Regions from separate parts of the Homo sapiens genome. Here region 2 is linked to region 1. The links are chromatin loops, found by intact Hi-C in ENCODE. Cell type or tissue: PC-9. All regions are shown on one strand. Links, peaks and the distances in the headings refer to the core of each region. The heading gives the core; the rest is flanking DNA.

Region 1 (4,744 bases), core at 281-4,280:
CCTGAGCAGCACAATCTCCTGGCTGCCACAAAAAAAAGTCACAAAAATGACAACCTATTATACATGTCATTCTATAAAGTATTTTTTTAACTTAGAGACTTAAGAGAGATGTTTGTTTTTCAAATACGTTCATAAGCGAGATGTTTGTTTTTCAAATATTTATGTGTAATCATTATACACGGCTCTTTACACACTTGTATGACTTTTTTTTCTTTTTTGAGATAGGGTCTTGCTCTGTTACCCAGGCTGAAGTACAGTGGTGCAATCATGGCTTACTGTAGCCTCAGCCTCCCAGGCTCAAGCAGTCCTCCTGCCACAGCCTCCCGAGTAGTTGGGACTAGAGGCACGTGCCATCACGCCTGGCTTATTTTTTGTGTTTTTAGTAGAGATGGGGTTTCACCATGTTGGCCAGGCTGGTCTTGAACTCCTGGCCTCAAGCAATCCACCCACCTCAGCCTCCCAAAGTGCTGGGATTACAGGCATGAGCCACTGTGCCCAGCCCCCAGTTAGGATCTGTCACTGCCTGCCCCACTCCAGCACCGCCAGGGCATCAAACCTCTGGAAGGAGTTTAGCCTGTGAACAGCCAGGGGTCCTGGGGGCTGGAAATGCTGATGGCATGAAATCACCTTAAGGAAGTAATGACACCAAGCCTGGTAACCGTGGTTACACACAATGTGACTGAACAATGGGAGGGAGAGCAGCCCATGAACCTACGACCCAGCTATACAGGTGAATGTTTAGTCAACCAAAATGCATACTCTATTTAAAGAGAAGATTAAAACAAGCTTTTAAAAGTCTATTACACATTACTTGAAAACCATTTATAAAAGGAGTACTATTAAAGGTCCTAAACAAAATGTATGTCCATGATGAAAGCTGCTGAGACAAAAGAAAAGAAAGCCTACACAGATGGCATCTTTGGCAAAATAGGAATAGATTCCAGACAGAGAAAGGAAAACCTCAGGGGCATATTTAAAATCAGAGAATCAAAAATTACTTAATCAGAATTGCAAAAGTTAGAAACAACCCATGTATCCATAAATGTGGGATTGAACAAATTTGCACATTCATAAAATGGGGTTTAAAAAGTTAGGCCACAGGCTGGGCGTGGCAGCTCACACCTGTAATCCCAGCACTTTGGGAGGCCAAAGCGGGCGGATCACTTAAGGTCAGGAGTTCGAGACAAGCCTGGCCAATATGGCGAAACCCCGTCTCTACTAAAAATACAAAAATTAGCTGGACGTGGTGGTGCATGCCTGTAATCCCAGCTACTTGGGAGGCTGAGGCAGGAGAATCACTTGAACCCGGGAGGCATAAGTTACAGTGAGCTGAGATCATGCCACTGCACTCCAGTTTGGTCGACAGAGCTAGACTCTGTCTCAAAAAACAGGCCACAGCACCATCCCATTTGTTGCATGTGTGCACGTATGTTCACTGAGGGACAACTGAAGCATGTTCATGAACACATCAACAGTGGTACCCTCTGGGTGGTGAACTTTCAAGAGGATTTTACACTCTTCTTTATATTGGTCTGTGTTGTTTGGGTGTTTTAAAAAGCATATAACATTTATAAAGCCAAGAAAAACAGTGTGTAAAGTTTTCACTTTGAAAAACAAAATAATCAGAAGGGCACTGAAATGACTCCCAAGGCCAAGGACAATAAAGAGCTAGAAGGAGAACTGCAGTTCAGAGAAGAGGGCCTGCCAGATCTTTTTATGAGCATTTAACAAAGGTAGCAATTATCACTGAGGGCCCATGTGATTCACTAAATCTCATTTCCTCTTGTTTACAGGGTCAGTGGTAATTCCAAAATGTGTATATAGGTGGAACTTACAGGCAGCAGTCTAGTTGGATATTCAGCTTGGGAACTTATGCTGAAGCCATGTTTGCACAGCACCTTAAATAAGACTGCAATGACACCAAGTATTTCTATAAAAGGAAGCAGAGGCTGATGGAAATGATGGGGAATTATAGTCTCCTCGGTGATTCCTTGGCTCTACCAAGGGATGAAGCTAGTCAACAGGAATGTGGTCAACATTCTTGACCTGGCCTCTCCTCCACCCCATCCCAACCCCACAGCCCATCGATCATGTACACCCTTGCCCCACTCTTTCAATGGGTTTAGAAACCAGGATCCCTGAGCCTCTCTGGATGCTTCCCAGTGAACCAGGCATCCTGATATTCACATCCTCATATGTCGTTCTCTCCCACACTGATTCTGGGCTTGGCCATATGACTTTGCTTTGGCCAATGGAACATTACCAAGTATGGTTCAAACAGAGGCTAGATAAGTGCTTCCACATTCAGGCTTGTCCCCTCAGGATGCTCCTTTTGGGGACTCACTTGCTGTGTAAGACCAGGCAAGACAACTGAATGATGAGAAACCATGTGGGGTGAGACCCAGCCCTCCTAGCATCCTGGCTGAGCACCCCATGAGGGACCTTGGGTGAGACCAGCAGAATTGCCTAGTCAAATGACAGAACTAAGAGGAACAACAGAGTGTTGTATTAAGCTACTAACTTTTGGAGTGTCTCCTTAGGCAGCAGTTAATACTGAAGTAGCCTCTGATCCCTATTTCCCTGTAACCTTCACTACCCTCTTTCCTCCTTTCCTCTATGCACTTTAGTTAACCTTGACAATAATACCCCTTCCTGCTCGGTTTGATTGCCATACCCAGGACACCTCCTTAACATTACACTGCTTTAGAGAGTAGCCTCCAACCCTGCGCTTTCAGGGAGAATCCAGGAAATTAGGATCAATGTCATTCACCTAAATTTGAAAGGAATCAAGATAAAGCCACAGGCTAGCCAGGTGTGGTGGCTCAGGGCTGTAATCCCAACACTTTGGGAGGCCAAGGCAGGAGGATCACTTGAGCCTAGGCATTCCAGACCAGCCTGGCAACATAGTGAGACCCCATCTCTACAAAAATTTGAAAATCAGACAGATGTGAGGGCACAGACCTGTAGTCCCAGCTACTCAGAAGGCTGTGGTGGGAGGACTGCTTGAACATGGGAGGTCGAGGCTGCAGGGAGCCATGATCACCACTGCACTCCAGCCTGGGTGACAGAGTGAGACCCTGTCTCAAAAAAAAGAGATAAAACCACAAGGAACTGCTAGTCCACCAACATGATCATTCACTTATTCATGCAATAAATATTTACTGAGCATCTAATAAGTACTGGGCACAAGGTGTTACAGTCATTAAGAACATCCTAGAGAGGACCCTGACATCTACTCATTGAGTCTCACCTAACAAACTGGTGGAATTAATACTCACCATAGCATGTTTGATCCCTTTCTTGTTATACAGAAAAGAAAACCGAGGACGAGAAAAGTAAGTTACTTCTCTGAGCTCATTAAGCTAATCGGTAGCAGAGCCAAGTCAGGACCAGGTTTCCTTTTCATCACAAAGAACAGGTAGAAATAAACAGACACTTCCCAGGATGAACATGGGTAAATATTGGAGTGGCCCCAAGGTCAGAGCTGTGTATAAGCACAAAGGTAGAATGTCCAATCTAGTGGATGCTTATTGGTGCTTTTCCTAGCATCCACTCCTCTCTTCTCCTGCCAACAGTATCCCTATCTGTTGTCTTCAGCCACACAGTTTGGGTAGGAATAACCCACCTCTAGCTGCAGAGGTGGATCTTGGTTACCATAAGCTCATCAGTGTATCCCATCTTTGACCACAGAGACTGGCTTAGGTGTGGGCCTGCAACCCGATCAGGGCCAATGGCACTCCAGGAGATGTTTGCCAGTGCTTCTGGGAAGAGGTGCTTCTGCATGAGCTAGTGAAAGAGACATTCCCCTCTTCACTAAGGTGTGATATAAGGTTACAAGGTCTGGAACTGCTATAACCAGTTGATACCTCAAGAAAAGAACCTGGAATCATCATGCAGGGCCAGAGAGTGAAAACCAGCTGACTGCTGAGAAGAAAGAAGGATCAAACTAGGTCTTTAGGGACATTATTTGAGAGGTCAACTCAAACCTCACCTGAAACTAGTCCTAAACCTAACTTTTCAATTATAGAAGGTGATAATTCCCTTGACTCTTTAAGCTGCTTGAATGAGGTTTTTGTTACCTGCAATCTAAAGATTCCTGAATAATATATACAGTCGGCCAGGTGCTGTGGCTCACACCTGTAATCCCAGCACTTTGGGAGGCTGAGGTGGGCAGATCACTTGAAGTCAGGAGTTTAAGACCAACCTGGCCAACATAGTGAAACCCCATCTCTACTAAAAATACAAAAATTAGCTGGGTGTGGTGGTGGGTGCCTGTAATCCCAGCTACTCGGAAGGCTGAGGTGGGAGAATCTCTTGAACCCAGGAGGTGGAGGTTGCAGTGAGCCCAGGTTGCGTCACTGCACTCCAGCCTGGGCGATAGAGCAAGACTCCAGCTCAAAAAAAAAAAAAAGATACATACACCGACACTTCCAGGTTTACAAAGGACACCTGAATTTCCAGATGGTTAATAGTTAATTGTAATAAACTCTAGGAAGATAATCGCGAAGAGGCAAGAATATGCAGAAAAGAGGCTGATACATTTCAATACACGTAAAGTGCAAGGTAACGTACTTCAGGAAAAAGTGCACACTCATAAAATACAAACTATTCAGGACAACTTGGGAAGGAAACTTTGGCATTACTGTAAAATAGAGGTCAGCCAACTTTTTCTGCAAAGAGCCAGCTAGTAAATATTTTGAGCTTTACAATCCATCAAGTCTGTCGCAACCACTCAGCTCTGCAG
Region 2 (4,744 bases), core at 229-4,228, 880 kb before region 1:
ACACCAGACAGTTCACTGGCACTTTCTCTCTGCCATGTGAGGACACAGTGAGAAGGCAGCCGTCTGTAGGTGAGGAGAAGAGCCCTTACTGGGTACTAAATCAAACAGCACCTTGATCTTGGATTTCTCAGCCTCCGGAACTGTAAGAAATGAATTTCTGTTGCTTAAGCCACCCTATTTGTGATATTTTGTTATGACTGCTTTGCAGCCTGAGTCGACTAAAACAGGGAGACTGCCTGGGTGATCTGGGGTGGGGGGTGGAGAGAATGTAATCACAAGCGTCCTAATAAGTAAAAGAGAAAAGCAGGAAGGTCAGAGTCAGAGATGGAAGCAGAGGACTGAGTGACGGAATTTCTGGTCTTGAAGATGAAAGGGGATCATGAGCCAGGAAATGTTGGGGGAGGCCTCTAGAAGCTGGAAAAGGCAAACATAGGGGTCCTCAACTAGAGTCTCCAGAAGGGATCGCAGCCCAGCCAGCACCTTGATTTTAGCCCGGTGAGACTTTGGACTTCGAGCCTCCAGAACTGTGAGATAATAAATCTGTCTTGTTTTAAGCCATGAAGTTTATAGTAATTTGTTACAACAGCAATAGGGAACTAATACTAGAGCCAATCTGAAATTGCTGCCAATGGCCAAACCTGGAACAATTTGAACAAAGCATAAATAAATAGCATAGTACTAGGTTACAATCCAAAGTATAAAATAAATATATGAGTCCATACTGATACAAGCAATAGAATAAGCCAATAAATGGGAAGAAGGGATAAATCATCCTCTGTAGAATAATTACAAATAATATAAGTAGATAGCTTCCCCTCCAGGAGGAAGAGGTAAAACATCACCCTCCTCCCATTGAGTGTGGACTCAACTCTCAGACTCTCCTCCAAAGAAAAGAGCCTGGAATGGGGGAAATAGAAAGCTGGCAAACACTACTTTTAACAAGTCCTCTCTTGTATCCCCTGGTTTGAAGTGATGAGAAGATTTCCCCTCTGTAATATTCTTTCCAAAAGTCCATAACCCTGGTCTAATCATGAGAAAATATCAAACAAAACCAAATTGAGGGACATTCTTCAAGACACCTGACCAGTGCTCTTTAAAACTGTCAAAGTCATGGAAAACAAAGACAGACTGACCAGAGGAGATTAGGGAGATACACTAGCTAAATGTATTGAAGTTCACTGAATTAGATCCTAGAACAGAACAAAAGCATGAGCCTAGAAACTGGTGACATCTGAGTAAAGTTAATAGTGAAAAAGCAAAGAAAACAGAAATGCACTATGTCTTCTAGACATGAGGTTGTACTTACAAAGTTCTACCACATGAGCAATGAGGATGAGGATAAGGTAGATATTTTAAATTACTTTAAAGTACTTGTTATAAACACAGACGAGAGACAGAGAGAGTACTAGCTATAGATATAAATATGTAAGTATTCAACTTACCTTTAATCTACTTCTTGGGACAGTTTATTAACATTTGAAGTTCCCTAATCAGGAATCCATACCCCAGGGAGGTTTGTTTAGCATCTGATGGACTCTAATCAGGAGTTCAATCTCCAGAAGCTGCCACCTCAAGCATTTCAAACATCTCTATTTAAATATGCTCTAGAGGACCATTAATTAGCAGAGGAGATGTTAGAAACACTTTCTCACTGATTAGATGAGTAGTGTTCAGGGTATGAGGTCAGCCAGAAATACAATGATACAGACCTCCATCTCCAGTCAACTCAGTACAAGAATCTGGTGAGCTCAGCATCCCGACAGTGCCTTGTGTCTGGAATCCCATTGGGTCATGTCTCTCTCCCAATTTTATCTGCTGGTCTTTCTTGTCTGATTGGACATTTTAACTGCTACCTCATTGATCCTTTCATATAAAGTGGTTGTTGAAGCTTCTAAAAGCAGAGGTGGTTGTGATGCACGAACTCACAGGACAGAGTGGAGGGCTGTTTCTGTGCCCACTTGCTGAGCCACAAGTGCGCATGCAGCAGAGTTCAGATGGTATGTAATAAATGTCCCAGCAGTGGGGCAGTGGAGAGGAGACCTGGTAGCTTTCATTTGCCTCTAATAATTGAATAATCCTTCCATTAAGAATGCAACAATAGATCCCCAGCTCAGCTTTTGCCAGAATAGGGATGGGAGGGAGAAAGGAAGGGAAGGGAGAAGAGAGGAGAGAAAGGGAATTAAGTTGGAGATAGAGAAGCAAGAGAGAGAGATAAGGGAAAGTAGAAGGGAGGAAGAAGGCAGGGAGGGAAGAAGGGAGGGGAACATAGAGGGTGAGCCTGGGCGTGGAATGGGAAGGGGACGAGGTAAGGGAGCCTTTCTGCTGAGGATGCAGAAAGCTGAGACTGTGGGCATCTTAGGGTCTGTGTGGCTTCAGGGTGACTTGAATTCTTGGCTAGCAAGTGAGGCTGTGTCCTGTTTGCTGAGCAGCTTTTGCAGGCCCTGTAGTCACTGCTGCCTCCACTGTTTCCCAGACAGTACTGGCTGCAGGAGGAACAATTCAGGCCCATGACTAAATAAATACAGACGGGGTGCTAAGATTCACTAATATTAACTGAAGGGTAGCCCAGTGGGGCAAAGTAGAGGGCCCCTTTCCCCATCGATGCCTCAGAGTAAAGAAGGAAATGGATCTCCCAGTAAAAACATCAGAGTCCTGAATCCTGAATCCTAGAGCCTCAGACCCATAGCATCAGCCTCCTTGGAAGCAGAATAAAGTAAATGTAAGATCAACCATATCACCTTCCTTCCCAGGCAATCGGGTGCCACTATTCTTGGCAGCAGAGAGGAAACTCTAGCCATCTCCTGGTTTTTCAGAACAGAGTAGCTGGACTATATCCTCCCTCAGTGTCTTAGTCTATTCAGGCTGCTATAACAAAATGCCATACACTGGGTGGCCTATACACCATAGAAATATATTTCTCACAGTTCTGGTGGCTGGCAAGTCCAAGGTCAAGGCGTTGGCAGATTTGATGTCTGGTGAGGTCTTTCTGGTTCATAGATGGCACCTTCCCACTCTGTCCTCATAAGATGGAAGAAGGGTGATGGGTGTCTCTCAGGCCTCTTTTAAAAGGGCACTAACACCACTTATTAGAGGTCAGCCCTCATGACCTAATCACCTGTCAAAGACCTCGCCTCCTAATATAGTCACCTTGGAGGTTTCAATATATGAATTTGCAGGGGACCATGACACCCAGGAAGTCCTCCCTGACCACCTCCTTCTGAATAACATTTTCCTCTGCAAGTCTTACACCACTTGCCTCTCTGCTACTTACATGTAACACTTTTAAGCACAGAGAGAAGCACAGGGATTTGGAGAATATATAATAGTAAAGTACTAACAACAACAACCAAAACACAACAATAGGTGATATATAAATCTGGCTCTTACTATGGGCTACACTCTATGACAAGCCCTGTACACGAGCTATCTCAGTCAATTTTTGTAACCTATCATATAGGTCCTGTGACAATCCTCATTTTACTAATGAGAAAAATAAGAAAACTGAGGGATCAAGGTCACAGAGACCATGGGTGGTGAAGCCATAATCCAAATCTTCCAAAGACTTAGCTGGATTATAGCCTAGCTCTGCCATTTGTTATCAGGGTCACCTGGGACAAGGTACTTTAACTCCCTACATGTGGGTCACCTCACTAGTTCACTATTACTCTACCCATCTGACAGAATTGTAAGGCTCGATTAAATAATGCACATAATGGCCCTGGATGAAAGCCTGGGAAGGGGCAGGCACTTAATAAAGTTGTTGAATAAGCAAATAAGCACATAATGGCTATCAGCGACCAGTGTTGCCTTGTGATGTCTCCTAGCTTCAATTTTTCAATCCTCACTGCTGTAGGTGGCACTGGCTAAGGTGGGTGTCCACACCATATTTCCCCAGTGGCCATCACTGTACTATGTTTTTGGAAGAATTAATTGTAGTGTCTCAGTCTACATGGATTTGGGTGGAAGAGATGAGCTTTTATCCAGTCTCCTCAGACCAATCAGAGTCCTTCCTTGACATTTTTCTAGAGGAATCTAGAAGCCCTCCACTCTGTCTGGTAAGCTCTCAGGATGAGGGTAGAGGTCTTCAGGCAGCCATGGCCACACGATGTGGAAGGAATCGCACCCAGGAAGAGAAATTCAAGCCATCGTGCAGACAAAGAGAGAGAGAGAGATGAAGAACAAGGAAACCCTGCCAGCCTCTGAGTGCCTGGTCCCAATTGTCACAAAGCTAGTCCCATCCCCACCCTTGCTGTAGTTTGGTTTCATCAGCCAGTGAAGTCCCCTCTTTGACTAAGCTATTTTAATTTAAATTTCTGTTATTTTCAACCAAAGAAACCCAATCATTACAATCACCTCGTTCACCATTCATTCACCCAACATAGAGTTATTGAGTGATAAAAATATACTAAGCATTGTGGACTTAGCCTGCATCCCGGTCTAGACGCTGTGAAAGAAGAAAGGAAAGGGATTGCTAAGTGCCTAAATATGACAGCAAGTGCTGACCATAAGCAAACACAATGCCTCCTTCAAGCGCAGCAAGAATTCTCCCAAGAAGGTATTCTTGTTCCCACTTTACAGACAACAAAACTGAGGTACAGAGAACACGCTCACTATCGTATTAGTAATGACAATTATTATCATTCATTGAGTGTTCACTATACAGCAGGTGTTGGGCTAAGAGCTTCATAGGGATTAATCCACTGTCTTTCAGTGACTTTGAGGTGCCATAACTTATAAGACATGT

Evidence for each region. A loop is a pair of places that touch in the nucleus more often than their neighbours do. Peaks named below come from ENCODE experiments on the same cell type or tissue, not always from the same donor. Only the 100,000 strongest peaks of a DNase experiment are listed, where the experiment ranks them.
Region 2: it touches region 1 in a loop (18-fold over the local background); 1 of 110 quality-filtered maps calls a loop at or near these places.

The regions. Positions count from the first base shown.
Region 1 is chr3:9,306,773-9,311,516 of GRCh38, forward strand. It overlaps a transcript of SRGAP3 not described here. Among named protein-coding and RNA genes, the nearest start is that of THUMPD3, 54 kb to the right of the region's middle. In PC-9, for the core only: no CTCF peak of the experiment used is centred there; DNase peaks (open chromatin) are centred at 619 and 1,899.
Region 2 is chr3:8,430,672-8,435,415 of GRCh38, forward strand. The region is part of intron 3 of LMCD1-AS1 (LMCD1 antisense RNA 1); the gene reads right to left. Among named protein-coding and RNA genes, the nearest start is that of LMCD1-AS1, 69 kb to the right of the region's middle. In PC-9, for the core only: no CTCF peak of the experiment used is centred there; no DNase peak of the experiment used is centred there.